2 separate regions of the Homo sapiens genome follow, and region 1 is linked to region 2. The links are chromatin loops, found by intact Hi-C in ENCODE. Cell type or tissue: mammary epithelial cell. All regions are shown on one strand.

Region 1 (8,000 bases), 74 kb after region 2:
CCCCCTTGCCTCAAGACTCCTGGAAACAATGGTGACCTCTGGATACAATCCAGGAGTCTTCATTCACTATGAGGATATTCAAACCACCTCACTGAGGCCTATCACCATCTCCCATTGCTTGTAATCATCTGCTGCTGCTGGGGGCTCCACTAGGAGCAGGAAATTTTTCCCCTCCACCTTCCAATCTTCTAGCATCGGCTCCCATTGGTAATGCCTATCAGGAAACTCGGAAAAGAAATCTGGGAAATGCCTTTTCCAGGTTCAGATCAGTCTGAAGCTGATATCACATGGAGCTGATAGCCAATAGACAGGATTCAGAATGGATTTATTTTATTATCCTATTTTCTTTATTTCCTTTTCTAACCATTGATTCATTGAGATAAAGTCTACAAAGTGTCTTTGGCAGTGACTGGACCATTATAAAGTTACACACTAAATGTCAGTCCTATAGGTGAAGGTCTTCCTAAAATCAGTTTATATTTCCTTGCCTTCTGTAACAAAGGCAACTGAATATAATTTAACTTTTTTTGATGACTCAAGGTTAACTTTAAAATGGCAATGTTCACATTGCCTTTCATAATTTTGAGATACAGAACGAAGCTTGACCAAATGCTCTTGTATCCACACTGCTATACTTTTAAGGTTTATGTTTTTTTTCTTTGTCCTCATCTTCTACCTTATCAACAATTACTTCATCTAATTGTCATGTTTTCCCATTTAATAGTATCCTTACTGCTCTTGACTTTGACAACTGATTTGTTATAAGTCAAGATCCAAAACACCCAAAATTTCTTTATTTTACAAGAAGGAAATCTAAATGGAACCCTGAGTGGCAGTCTTTGAGAGTTCTCTTCATGAGCAACATGCTTGAATGTGCCTGTTCAGAGATCACTTTTGTCTGTTCTCCGTTTTCTTCTATTTTCCAGAGAGTTGTAGTTGTTTGCTAAGTACCCTCCAGGTAGTTGAGCTGTTAATGTAATAGTGGCCAGCTGGCAACAACAGGCTGATTTTGTTAATGGCCTTAGGTGCATTCTGAATGATTCATCTCATAATAAAAATTATTTCATAATAGAGGGAAATAAATCCTTTCTCTTTATGAACACAATGATGGTTTCTTTTGGAAATTCACGAAAGTCGATCGTGCTTTGTAGACTATGAAAATGAGCTTAGAGAATCAGTGAATCACACAAAATATTTTCATGCATTATTTCTAGATCTTATATTAAATATATACGTATATATGTGTATTTATACTGTGTGAGTATACATGTGTGCATGTTGTGTATTTACATGTATGTATATCTATCTCTATCTCTCTATTGGAAAGGAATGGTGAGTGCAAGAGACTAAAGAAAACCGGGAAGAAAACATTTTAAATGGGAGGTAAATGTAAGGATATCATGAAAGAAACCTTGGCACTTGTCTCTGTTGCCCTACAGCAGGACATTATAAGCTAGTACAATTAATTGCCCATATATAAAATAATATTACTTTTATCTATCTCTTCTATAGTTCTGTCCACCTTACATTTTAGACCTTCTTATCTTTACCATCTTATGCCTAGTACTGAAAGAAGTAGCTCCCAGACATAAAGATTGAGATTATGCTTTCCTAATATCCTACAGCTGCCTTTTTCACGCTCCTACCTGTGAGCGGTATGAAAGCTGAAGGGGTATTAGCACATATATAGCACTGAGGCAACCCCTTGTGTCAGAGTCACATATCCCATTTGTAACAAAGTGAGGACAAAACTAGGAATCCTTATGTTTGAAAATCCTTAGAATTTTAAAAGTGGGAGGAACATAATGAAAATAATAATTTATATAATAATAATAGCATATTAGTTTTCTATTGCTGCTATTTAAAAATTGCCATAAACTTAGTGCATTCAAGCAACACGAATTTATTTACTTACAGTACAGGTAGATCAGAAGTCTGACACAAGTCTCGGTTGGCCAAAAATCAAGGTGTCTGCAGTGCTAGTTCCTCCTACGGGAAAATGTTTCCTTGCCTTTTCCAAATTCTACTAGCTGCCAACTTCTGTTTTCTTATGGCCCCTTCCTCCATCTTTGACACAAAGAATGGCTACCTGAGTCCTTCTCACTGAATATCACTCTTACCCCTGCCTTAGCTCATCTGCTTCTGACTCTGACTCTTCCGCCTCCCTCTTTTAGCGGCCCCTGTGATTACATTGGGCCCACCTGGATAATCATCTCCCTATTTTAAGGTCAGCTGATTGGCACACTAATTCCATCTGCTATCTTAATTCCCTTTTACCTTTTAATTCACATACTCACAGGCTCTAGTGATGAGAACATGGGCATTTTCAGGAGGCCATTACTCTGCCTACACTAGTCAGGAAAAACAATAATACAAATAAATGCTCCCATAGTTTCATGTACTTGTCATAAAATCCCTATCCATTAGAAAGCTTCATCTTGTGAGAGAGGAAATAATATCCTATGGGATTTTAGCTTTTATTGGTGAAAACTTTCAAGAAACGTAAATATAAAATGTTAGAATTGTTTAAGACTTTTATTCTGTGGAAGATAATTAAGTGAAATTAAAAGAAAACATTGAAATTTTCTGTTGGGGAAATTCACAAAAATGCATACAATGTGGGTTTTAAAAAAGCTTCAGTTTTGTGGAAAAGAGGGAAGAAAAAGGATACTAATGATCTTATACCCATTAAGAAGTTATAAGTAGGCAGGAAGCGGTGGCTCACGCCTGTAATCCCAGCACTTTTGAAGGCCAAGGCGGGCAGATCATGAGGTCAAGAGATCAAGACCATCCTGGCCAACATGATGAAAGTCTGTCTCTACTCAAAATACAAAAATTAGCTTGGCATGGTGGCGGGCGCCTGCAGTCCCGAACCCGGGAGGCAGATGTTGCAGTGAGCTGAGATAATGACACTGCACTCCAGCCTGGCAACAGAGCGAGACTCAAAAAAAAAAAAAAAAAACGTTATAAGTGATTGTTACTTTAAAATAGCTTTATTACCTATCTCAAATCTCTAAGACCTAAAAGTAGCCGAATGACATAGGTGTGAATGAATCAACACTGACTCTTACTTGTTGCTTAGTTTGTGTGATAATTTCATCATGTCATCCTGACCTCCCCTAATATCATTGAACCTCTACAGATCTCAGTTACCACATCAGTCAAAGATGTTAATAGTTTTTACTTTGCAAGGTAGTACTGAGGTTAAATGAGATAACGTGGGAAAACCAATAGGGACATAAGAAATGCTCAATAAACTGTAGCCATTGAGAGCCTTTATTTTCAGTTACATTATTCCCATCTGCACAGGATATGATGCTGGATTGTCTGGCTAAAAAGAAACAAGGAAGAACTATGACATAGCAGTTCTCAATTCTCAGCTCGACCATGTGGAATTTACCTTTATTTAAAATTTTAAAATATTTCCTGTATTTAAATTTTTTCTTTCCCCCCCCCTACAAACTAGTGACACAAAGTAAGAAAAAATAGTCCCTCCAAGGATTCGCTCAAATAGTGAATTCCTTTGGGGTTTTTATATACGCATTTGAAAAATAAATTACTATTTAGTAAAATGTCAGAGAGAGAAAAGTAAATCACAAGTGAATCCAACCCTTCAGCTCTTTGCTATCTTGACTCATAAATAATTGTTTTTCTTGAGGGCAGTGGCCAGCTTGTATTCAATGTATCAAATTGTATAGGTTTCTTAGAGTTTATCACCTGTAGAAGTGGGAGACAGTGATGCCCAGAGCATCACTCTGCAGATCTGTCACTGCCTGAGAGTGCACAGACCAGGGTCAAGAACCAAGTGGGCTTAGAAAACTGAGTATGAGTGCTTGTTGAAATCAAATGAAACTTCAAATGCCCGCGAGGCCAAACTGAAAGGGCAATGGCAGACACCTGACACTAGTTCAGTAGCTAAGATTTTGCACTTTTTTCACCACAACAGCCTGGGTTTAATTTCTAAATCAAGACCTTTCTGGTTTGATATTTGTGTTACGTTTCAAATATCAGCAGTTTGTTCCTGCTAAAATATGGTAGTAAGAGATTTAACAGGATTTTGTTAAAGAGCTCAATGGTTAAAATCAGCTTAATTAAAATGTAATATCCAAGATGTGTGTGTGTGTACATATATATATATAAATGTATATATGTGTGTGTGTGTGTGTGTGTGTGTATATACACACACACACACACACACACACACTGTAGAACACATTTTTATTTTTATTTTCTTGACACAGGGTATTGCTCTGTTGCCCAGACTGGAGTGTGGTGGCTCAATCTTGGTTCACTGCAGCCTCGAACTCCTGGGCTCAAGCAATTCTCCCATCTCAACCTCCCAAAGTGCTGGGATTATAGGCTTGAGCCACTGCACCCAGCCCATATATATATATATATATATAGCCTTTATGCTTTTTTTTTCTCTCTTAGGATCTTGTTAAGAAAAGAGTACTTTATTCTTCTCAGTTGACTGAGTTCTGTTTTCTCCACGTACTTCTGCCTGTCTCTCCTTTCTCTTGCCACCCTGTGCTGCATAAGGGACCTAAAATAATTTCTAATTGCCAGGGATTTCTTAAAGAAAACAGAGACAGTTACAGACCCTTTTTTGGAGGAAACTCTGTTTTTCCTTATGGAAACTCAAGAGTGTAAACAGACAAGTTCCTCTCAGATCTTCAACTGCTTGCTTTTGTATCGCATTACCTGATTTCTTTTGAATAAAATAGTTATTACTACAGGGGCTACTGTTACGTATTAAAGTAAAAAAAGGGTGCAGTTTAAACATATAGAGAAATCTCTGCAGCAAGGTGCACTGTAAAAGCACTACATGGCTTAGTCTCATGACATCTATCTCTGTTTGGAAACCCAGGATTTAGTGTGGGCTTCACCTAGAGCTCAGAGGTCCGGTTAAAAGAGACTAAATTTAAAACTATCTGAATTATAAAATCTTAGTAGATTTCTATAATTGTATGTTTAACTTGGTATTCATTTTTAATACTCCTCTAACACACCCAGATTCTCTCTCTCTCTACTTTGAAAAAAAGAGAAAAAACAAACAAACAAACAAAAAATGTCTGTGAGGACCATATGCTATTACCAGACAAAATTTGGGTTAGAGGCATGTGCTCTAGTGATACCGTACTTCTAATGTTATTTTAATCTATTATATATTTCTAAAATCATTATCAATTTAAGTTCTCCGGTTGATTAAGAATCTTAAAAGAGGCAAAAAGGTTATTTTTAAAAAGAATATATATTTTTAAACCAAAAAGTATCTTAGACAAGTCTCAATCAATTTAGAGGTTTATTTTGCCAAGGTAATGGACGTGTCTATGACATAGCCTCAGGAGGTCCTGACAACATGTGTCCATAGTGGTCAGGCTATAGGTTGGTTTTACACATTTTAGGGGAATATAAGACAATCAATACACATAAAATATACATAGATTCGGTCTGAAAGGTGGGACAACCTGAAGGTCGTAGGAGAGGACCTTCCAGGTCATAGGCAGATTCAAAGACTGAAGACCTGGAATCAATAGAAAGAAATGTCTGGGTTAAGATAGGGGGTTATGGAGACCAACGTTTTATCATACAGATGAAGCCTCCAGGTAGCAGGCTTCAGAGCTCTTATCAGACCTAAAAAGTTGACAAACTGTTAGTTAATTCCTTCCTGGATCAGAGAATGGCCTGGAAAGGAACATAAATTTTCTACAGAATGTAAATATTCCCCAGAAGAGACAGCTTTGTCGGCCATTTCAAAACATGTCAAAGAAATATATTTTGGGAGAAAATACTGTGATTTCTTTCAGGGCCTCCTATCTGTCATGTGATGTTAGCCTAGAGTCAGGATGGAATTCGATGTCTTATTGCAACAAAAAATCTGCTTCATCAGTCTTTAGATCTCCGTTTTAATCTAAATTCTGGTCAGCTGTGGCTGAATTCCAATGGGAGGAGAGTATAAGGAGGCATGTCCGACCCTCCCCTCCCCATCATGGCCTGAACTAGATTTTTGGGTTCATTTTGGAATGCTCTTGGCTGAGAGTGGGGGTCCATCAGTTGCTTGGAAGGCTTAGAATTTTAATTTTGGTTGACAGTTTACAGAAATTATTTCTATAAATACCTTATAATAATATGTAATTATTAAATAACCCATTATTTCTCCCATATTAGGAGCAATGTAAATTAAATAAGTACATAAAAGTTTGAAGATTTGAAAAATATATTACAAAAGACCGCAATGGCTTGTTTAATTTTATTGAATTTTGTTAAAGAAATAAAGATTTAAAAGTGGCTTTAAGGATAAAGCCACATACAATTAAAAGTAGAGTTTGTTAATAGGTTAAGCCATACCTTTCTATTTAATTTCATTACTTTTTTCTTTTTAACTATATGATGAGAAAGTTTATGTAGAATATGAATACTTTTTTTCTCATTAAATTAAAGCAAGAAACTCCTGATTTAATGTAGAATTCTTAGTTGATTATCATTAGAAATCATATGAAAACCAATTCTATGCTTTGCACACATGTACTATTTGTATCAACTGTAATATTTGTTTATTTTCTAATTTCACTTAAAATTACCTAGTGCTTAAGGTCAATGATACAAACTCCCTAATTTGGTAATTAAAACCGTCGACCTTGTGTCCATTTTATGCCAGTGTGAAATTCTAGAATAAGGTTATAAAAGTTTGCAAATTTTATATGCATATATTTATACTATATACATATAGAAATATATATACACATTTATTATATATACTATATAATATATGTGATATATACTTATAAAAATCAAAGTATAAGATGATAACAATAAACATACAAACATATTTAAGAACTTAAAACTATGAACTTAAGGTTATATGTTAATTGAAGGCCTTAAGGACACATATTGTATAATAACGTGGCTCCAAGAAGAGGACATTTGTGTAATGAAGGCACAAACTCATGGCAGCGTTGATGCCAAGGCACTGCTAGCTCTGTTGGCTCACCATTGAATGGACTTCCTTGCTTTCATAATTTCAGTTACACTCTGGGCCATGATATGAGGCACCTACTAAAGTGGCCTGGGGAAATCCTATTATCTGGTCTCATGTAATTGAGCCACACTGGGCCAAAGTGGTCCTAAATAATTTATACATAATTACAATCATTTCTTACAACAATAGTGAAGTGGTGATTACTGTTAACATTTAGAAGAGTACATTTTGCAAATTTCAAAGAACTATACAAATATCATGAGGATGATGAAATCAGCATACTAAGAATAAGATGACTACAGATCAGACTCAGTGTGTTAGAGTAATATGCCAAAGCTAATACAGGGAGAAGAGAATTAAAATTAGGGTCTGTGTCCCAAACCAGCTCTTTGATAGTGTTAACAATAGTATCTAAACACAGTCATAATGCTTACTTTTTGCCAGAAACAGTTTTAATCTCTACACTCTATATGTATTCATTTAATTGTTGGAAGACCATTTTGTCATAATTCTACTATTATGCCTGTTCTACATAGAGAAAACTAAGGCAGAAAAAGTGTCAAGAGCCCAGATCACCCAAATATTGAGAGAGAAAATGAGAACTGAAGCTAAATTTTGTTTAGCTCCTGATATGGTTTGGCTGTGTCCCCACCCAAATCTCATGTTGAATTGTAGCTCCCATAATTCCCATATGTTGTGGGAGGGACCCAGTGAAAAATAAGTGAATCACAGGGGTGGTTTCCCCCATACTGTTCTCATGGTAGTTAGTAAGTTTCATGAAATCTGATGGTTTTATAAAGGGTTTCCCCTTTTGCTTGGCTCTTGTTCTCTCTTGCCTGCCTACCTGTAATATGTGCTTTTCGCCTTCCACCATGATTGTGAGGCCTCCCCAACCCCGTGGAACTGCAAGTCCATTAAACCTCTTTTTCTTTATAAATTACCCAGTCTGGGGTATGTCTTTATCAGCAGCATGAGAATGGACTAATACAGTTCCAAAAGCCATGGTTTTTATTCTACCTAC
Region 2 (8,000 bases):
TTAAGTCTACAAATGAATGAAAATTATGAAACAGTGTTCTCACAGCAATATTTTTTAATTAGGCATGACAGCATTAATAATGCAGTATATTATGGCTACGCATTTATTTTAGCCATGTATAGATTCAAAAGAGGTGACACATCTTTGAGTTAGAACAATACGTAACATTTGAATACCTTTTGACACCTTATGAAGTGATTTCATTTCTATCTCATTTTACTGTAAGGATATGACACTTGTTTATTCTATGTGAACTTTGATTATGAAATAGATCTTAGAAATATAACTAGTTCACAAAAAAGTTCAATAGAGAAATGTCAAAGAAAAATGCAGAATTTTTCTCTTTATCTCCCTCTCTTCTAATCTCACTAATCTCTAACTGGTATCATAGCATCTGTCAGAAACAAGCATTTCAAGAGCCTTAAGCAATCTTTCTTTCTGGAACATGTAACCTTTTCAAAGGTTCAAATTATAGCTAATATCGACCTTTGTTCTTGCCAGTACCTTATGTGTTTCCTCAGTACCAATGCACAGTCCATATTACAAATTGCTCATGCTTTCAATTGCTCTTCCGAACTCAGTCTATTAAAATTATCTATCAAAAACCTCTGCATTTGCAGCATTTGAGTCACACATTGCCAGGATGGTGATCTCTGTTTCAATTTTTTTCTTCTTTTTTTTTGGGGGGGGGTGGTAGGGATAATCATTTATTTCAAACTTTAATAACAGTCATTAATGTCAGTCATTTGGACAATTAATCACATATAACACGATGGAAAGGAAACAATCTTGGAATTTAGTTTCAGAACACAAGTCCCAAACTTTGCAGTGGCAATTAGAACAGAAAGAAGAGAAAGAAAATGAGAAATATTGAGGATAAAAATTGGAGAAAACTTGGAGGTGAACTCAATGTGCTGACAGGAGGAAAGGATGAGTTCAGGTTATTATCACTGGTAATTGGCTATTGATGGTATCAACTGAGAAGACTGAGATGAATGAACAAAGTTGAAGTTTTACATGAAAACTAATTTCCATAACATTTTAGAATATAGGCTCTTTATGTTTGTCCCTGTACTTTTTAAAGCTTTTGAAAGCTATGTATACATACCTCACAGATACTCCATAGATATTGGTTGCATTAATGTATGAATGCCAGGAAATGAACAGGGAACTTTGTCATTAATATTATGTTAATCCTGCAACTGGAATAATATGGATTCATATTTTCTAATGTATGGATTTATTCCAGTAATATAAGTTTGCACTTGTCCTCTAAACACTTGGTATTAGTCCTGTCCTTTTCTAAGAAAATTTTGCTCTTAATGTTGACATTATCAGAATGTAAGAATTGAGAAAATGTGTGAGAACTCACTCATGTTGAAATACTCCATGAACATTCCTTCATCCTACCCCTAGCAGCCCAATCACATCTTCAAACTTCAACATGTAGTATGTAACTGTAAAAAGCATTATTTTAGGAAGCTATGTTCTTTTGATAACAAATTACTTTCCTTAAGGCTACATAATCAGTTTCAAATTTAATATGACTTTACAATTTCTCATCCTTGTAAGATGGTATTTCTTAACATGTTTCAGTAAAAGAAACTGCATTTTAACGGCATGCTTTATGTACATGAATATTTTGAGTAATTCACACTTGTCTTGAATCCACAAAAAATTTAGTGAGAATCTATCCTTAAAAATTATTTTATTTCAATAATCAGCTTTCTGGTAAAACTTAAATTATTTGTGCAGAATATTGTCCATGAAAATAGATCTTTCAGAATCTGGAGATTCTGATTTTCTAAAATTATGTTTAAATAAAAGGTTCATACATGTCTGTAAAATGTGGGTGTATATATGGGTTCTATGTATGTGTTTGTGTGTGTATATATTCACATAATGAAAAAGACAATCTCTATGGAATGTTCTACTTTGATCCCCTGTATTAATGTACTTTGATTCCTCACTTCCATTTCACATATTCTAGCAATGAATTATTTTTATAAATATAAGTTCATGCTAGTATAGAGAATCACCACTATGTCTTAGAAGTATGCTTTAAATTTTTAAACATCTTTTACCCTAATGCTTCTCATCAATTATAAATAAAATAATTTGTTTTACTTGACCAAATAAATATTTCCTATTCTTTAAAACATTATATAATTCAATAGAAAGCAAATATTCCATTCAAAAATCTTGGCATCATAAAGAATAACTCTACTTTAATTTTCCAAACCTAGTAATTACAGGAAAATAAGGAAATTTCACACTTAAGGGTTTCAGAGTAGTGAAATATACACATTTTTCTTTTACATTATATTCATTCATTTCAGAATGATAATGTGGTCTTAAAGGCCATAAACCTTTCCAAAGAAAATCTAAGTCAGCTAGCATCCAAAATAATGTCATAAGAATACTTAATTATTAATCCTTAAATATTAAGAAAAAGGTATGGAAAAGAATCTAAAGAATTCAGGATCCATCCCAATAGTCTAAAGCCCACAATGTAGAGTTAAGGTCTCTTAGACCTAAACATTATACAAGAAAAATCTTGTTTGTAAAAACATATTAGGCATGCATGAAAAAGTGTTTTTCACAGATTTATTATATAACCTGGCATAAAATACGTATTGAAGTAAGCACATTGGACAAAGAACACAGAACTCGCCATGTAAGCCCTGCTTACCTGCTCTAAACCAACAACTATGACAAGCTTCATCTCATCCCCTATGTGCACTATTTACTCTAAGGACTTATATCTTTGCACATTTTGTCTTCTTTGCTTTAGCCTCCTGGCAAAAATGTATGCTACTGTTTACAGTTCAGTTAAAACGTCACCTCCTAACTTAATCTGCGTTTTATCACAATCTATATTACCATTCTAATAACACTTTAGATTACATACAGCTCATTGTGAGTATTTTCTGCTACTCATTGTTCTTCTCCTCCACCTGATCTTCACTTTTCAGCACCAGGCACTGGATGCTTACACATTTTTGTATAAAGAAGGTATTTAAACATTGAACTGAATGGAATAAATTGCCAATTTATGGAATTGAGGAGTTCCAGGTGTTTAAATCAACAGCTATAGAGGCAGTAAGGGTCATTCACTAGTGTCAAGAAATTGAGTCTAGAGTCACACATATTTCACTGAGAAGCTCAGCTATCTTAAGTGCTTCAGTTCTCTCAGCTATAAATGGGAATGATAAAAAGTAGCCAGGCGTGGTGGCTCCTGCCTGTAATTTCAGCCCTTTGGGAGGCTGAGGTAGGAGAATCACTTGAACTCAGGAGTTCAAGACCAGCCTGGGTAACATAGTGAGACCTTGTTTCTACAAAAAATAAAAAATTATCTGGGCGTAGTGGTGCATGCCTATAGTTCCTTCTACTTGAAAGGCTGAGATCAGAGGATCACTTGAGCTCAGGAAGTTGAGGCTGCAGTCAATTGTGATTGTACCACTGCACTCCAGCCTGGGTGACAGAGTGAGACACTGTCTCAAAAATAAAGATTAAAAATAAATAAATTCATCTGCCTGTGAGAACTGAAGGAGATTCCACAAAGTTTAGTGGTTAAAAAATTAGGCATGTACCACAAAACAATGAAAATAGCAGGTGAATATTATAACAGTTACGGAAAAATTTATCCACAAGGGATGATGACTTGCCACCTCTACAGATGGCCTAATATGTTATAAAAATAATTTTTTAATGGTGAGAAAGGGGACTGGTCCCTATATCAAAATAGATAAAGCTTTTAATGCCAGGTTGCTAATATAAATTTTTAATGAAATTATCTCTGTCACTATATATATATATATATATAGTGACAAAGAGATTATATATATATGTGTGTGTGTGTGTGTGTGTGTGTGTGTGTGTGTGTGTGTAGAGAGAGGGAGGGAGGGGGAGAGAGAGAGAGAGAGAAAGTAAGTATATGTCTGTATTTCAGTTTTTTCTTACCAAAGCAAATTTCCAGTTGCCCTATATGGTAATGTTACCCTGAATTTACAGTAACTTGAGAGCATACATTCTTTAAGAGTAATTACAGAATGTCTGTAATGACCTTAATTCATGAGTTAAGATCTCCCTTGATGATATCATAATTAAAAAAAAAATCCAGAACTCCAGAATTAACTCATGGTTTGCTGTTGCTCAAGCTAAGTGAAAAATATAGCTTAGGTATTTTGATACTTAAACAGTCATTTCTTTCCCTTTCCCTGGTTTTTAGCATTGGCAGCATAACCAACTTAGGAAAAGAAGGAGTGTTTCATCTGCAAGGTATTAAACTAAGGGAATGAATCAGGGCATTGCACCCAAATATTTTCTAGATTGCTAAAAAGCTTGTGATTACCTAGTCATAGGAAAAGCATGCTATTGATATGGACAGGAGACAGGGAAATACTGGGTAGAAGAGGGCAGTTCCCGTGCAAAGGCTCCAATCTCAAGTCTGGAGGCCTGCAGCCCTAAGTGGGAACAGGCATTTCTGTTTTCATGCCCAAAAAGTTGTGTTTTGGCCTGCAATGCCCCACTATCCCGTACCCATATAACCTCGAACCCCAGGCTCCAGGAGAAGACAAGGAGATGAGGAGACAAGCAGGTGAATGGCAGAACGGTGTAGCAGGGAAAGAGAGAAGAGAAGGTATGTCTGAACACCAGGAGGAGTACAGCTGGGAGTGGTCAAGGAGGAGTTTGGCTGCTTGATAGCCAAAACTTCAGGGGAAGATCATCTTCCCACTCCATCCCTTTTCCAGCTCCCTGTCCATCCTGCTGAGAGCCACCTCCACCATTCCATAAAACCTCACATTGATCCTTCAAGCCCATGTGTATCCCCATTCTTCTGGAACACTGGGCAAGAGCTAAGGATACAGAAAGCTCTCACACTGGCCCTCTGCCCATGTGAAAAGGCAGAGGGTCCATCGAGCTGGTTAACACTTAAGCCATCTGCAGACAGCAAGGTCAAAAGACTGAGGACACAGGCACCCACCCCTAGATACTACCATGAGGCTGGAGCTCAAAACACGCGCCCTGGCTCCTGCACCTGTCCATCTGCATGTTTCCCCCTTCATCAGGGGTTTGAGCAGTGGCAGCAAGCAAACAGGTGAGCCACACCCCTGTCACATGTCCTGGGAGGAGGGGGATCAGGGAACTCTCCCATTTCGTCATGTGGGAATTCCATGACACTTGTGTTAAGGCAGCTTCTTTTAAACAGTAGGGGGAAGAATCACAGGTTTTAATATGTAGTCCTATGGCAGTGGGTGGAAGTGGGGGAGGCAAATCAATAAATGACTTTGAAATGAGATTGATTTTTCTCTTTTTTTTCCTCAGAGAATGGAAGGTGTAGTTATATTAATTGGTTGGTATTTATTTTATAGCCTTTAAAAATAGGGGATAATTCATCTTGATTCTGTAATTACCAGTTATACAAACAGCATATGACAAGTCTGACAAGAAGGCTTTTTCAACAGGGAATAGATATAACAATGGCAAATGTGCTAGCCAGATTAACAAATCAAGGTTATTCCATGTGATAGTCTTTTCTTTCTCAATAGGAGATATTATCTAAATTCATACGGTAATTTGAAAAATGTCTACATTGTGCACATACCTGAATATCAAATAGGTCACTAAACTTGATTGACCAGTAAAATAAAAAGTTTCCAAAACAATCTAATAAAGAGTCAGTTGCATATGTTTTCCTGGAGAAGAGTTAGGTTTGAGTCTTGGAACAGAATATTGTGTTCTCTATTATAAGACTATAATATTACAAATGAAGAGTTTGATACATCACAGGAAGGTCATGCCTCTATGACAACATTGCTCTAGACTGACGATGGGGTTAACAAAGTATCTATCTGACTCCAACAAAACACTAACTAAGCTAAAGGAGAGGAATTCATAAATCTATTTGTGCTGAACACACAGATCAAAGAAGATTGTTACAATTTGCATCTGATTCTTACTGTCTAGGCCAGACAATGTCCTGGAAATGACCCTGGTTGAAACCAGCAGGAGACTATTATCTTTCTCCCTTTTTACACTTTAGCCTGGGGTCAGGAAGTTCTGAGCTGCTCAATATTTCTATTACATTAATGGTACAATTATCACATAGGGATCAACTCATGCTGCTAATATAGACATGCCTCTGGAAGCAATTTCTGGCTCTGCTGGGCAAGGCAATCTATTAGGTCATTTGTAAGCTCTGCAAAGCCTAGCAGAAAGACTACAGACTTTGGACTTCTTGGTTTAAATTCCAGCCCTGTATTTCTTTGTAGGATGGCCTTAGCAAAGTACTTAACATCTTCGAATCTCAACTGGGGGATAATAGCTTCCATCTGATGGGACAGTTGTGAAGATTTATGAAAAAAACACAGGGAAACAAGCTAATAGGTTTTATACATTGTAGTCATTAGGTAAGTAGAAATTATCACCATCATGTACAGTATTTTGCTCATTCCTTTTTAGTGACTGATGTCATCTTGATATACAAAATAATCAACATGTAAATAATTTCTCTTCTCAGTCACATTAAATGTTATTTCAACATGCATACAGAAAATAAATACATGAAGAGTGTTAATAAATGTAAATCATTCTGAACATTATCAAAGAAATACTACTGATCCTTGTTGCGAGAAAGCTAGATATCTATAGCTTCCAAGTGACAGAAGTAAATACAGAAGTTCCTAGTTATCTTACAAATGTCTCCACAGCTTTAGGTCTTGTGACTTACGGAGTAAATGTGTTAGTGATTATGTTCTGTTTCCTTGAGAAAGAAGGTCTGACTTTTTTCCCCTCTATTGTATCCATGAGCACAGCGCTTAGAAACTAAGTAGCCAACTGAAGCTACTTACAATATTCCAGATCTGAAAACTCTAAATAAAACAAACAAAATAATAACCCAAATTCCAAACCAGCTATATATCTTAACTGTCACCACTTCCAACCTATTAGATAGCTCACACACCCACCTTTCTACATACTTCATATAATCTTTCAGCAAGTGTCTTAAGGATTAACTTGATAGCCCATATTGGCATCTACTTTGAAGCAAAGTTCACATATTGCTGTTTATTCTACAGACAATTTGAAAATAGGTAGGTAGTGGTGAGGCCTGAATTGGAATTAATATGTATTTCCTTCAAATAGATAATATTCCTTAATTTCATCTCCTTTTGCTAAATCGATCCTGGGGATTGAGCTATATTAACCACAACGTTGTCAATACAAAGAGTGTCCTAAGATCACTTAGTGATTATCCTAACAAGGTGAACTATTTTTTTCTTCATAAACCTTTACTGTAATGATAAAGAATGTATGTACATATGATACAAAATTAGGTTCAGAATAATGGTCAAATTTTTAAAAAGACTCTCTTTAGAAAGTAGACTGCTTTGATTGTTAGTGTGATTGTTATTTACTGAATCAGAATCATACCTTTTGCCTCTTTGATTAGTTTATAAACCTCTTAAAGGTAAGGGTTCCATATGGCACCTTAAATACTATGTGGCATATACTACATAATCAATGAATATCTGTTGATTGCTTCTTAAAAGATGTTAGATTACAATACTTTTAGAAAGAAAATGATGACCCATTCCCCTAATAGATTACCATCATACATCAATTTGACTGCTGAATTATTATAAACAGTCATATACCATAAGAACTATGGGTAAATGTTGTGAATTTTGAGAACACCATTAAGAAGTAAACTTCAGAACTGTCCTCTACCTGTTTGTCTAAATTTGTCTAAAGTTTTGAATTTTTAAAAAGTAAACGATATTTTTATAAAATTTTAATTTACTTTTCTTCATCTTTTAAAAAAGAATTTGACTTTTTAGAGCAAAACATGTCCATATTTTGCTCATCAGATAATATTTTTCTTATTATATGGTAGACATTCATTGATTTTGCTACTCATGAGTGGTAAGTACCTGTAGGCATATCCTAATCAGTGCCATGCTTCTTTTGATTCCTTTTTAATCTACTTTTCCAAG

The links. A loop is a pair of places that touch in the nucleus more often than their neighbours do. Peaks named below come from ENCODE experiments on the same cell type or tissue, not always from the same donor. Only the 100,000 strongest peaks of a DNase experiment are listed, where the experiment ranks them.
Region 1: it touches region 2 in a loop (9-fold over the local background); 1 of 110 quality-filtered maps calls a loop at or near these places.

What each region holds. Positions count from the first base shown.
Region 1 is chr2:141,993,267-142,001,266 of GRCh38, forward strand. All of the region lies in intron 1 of LRP1B (LDL receptor related protein 1B), which reads right to left. Among named protein-coding and RNA genes, the nearest start is that of LRP1B, 130 kb to the right of the region's middle. In mammary epithelial cell, no CTCF peak of the experiment used is centred here; no DNase peak of the experiment used is centred here.
Region 2 is chr2:141,919,598-141,927,597 of GRCh38, forward strand. The region is part of intron 1 of LRP1B (LDL receptor related protein 1B); the gene reads right to left. Among named protein-coding and RNA genes, the nearest start is that of LRP1B, 210 kb to the right of the region's middle. In mammary epithelial cell, no CTCF peak of the experiment used is centred here; a DNase peak (open chromatin) is centred at 4,294; H3K27ac peaks cover 1,024 bases.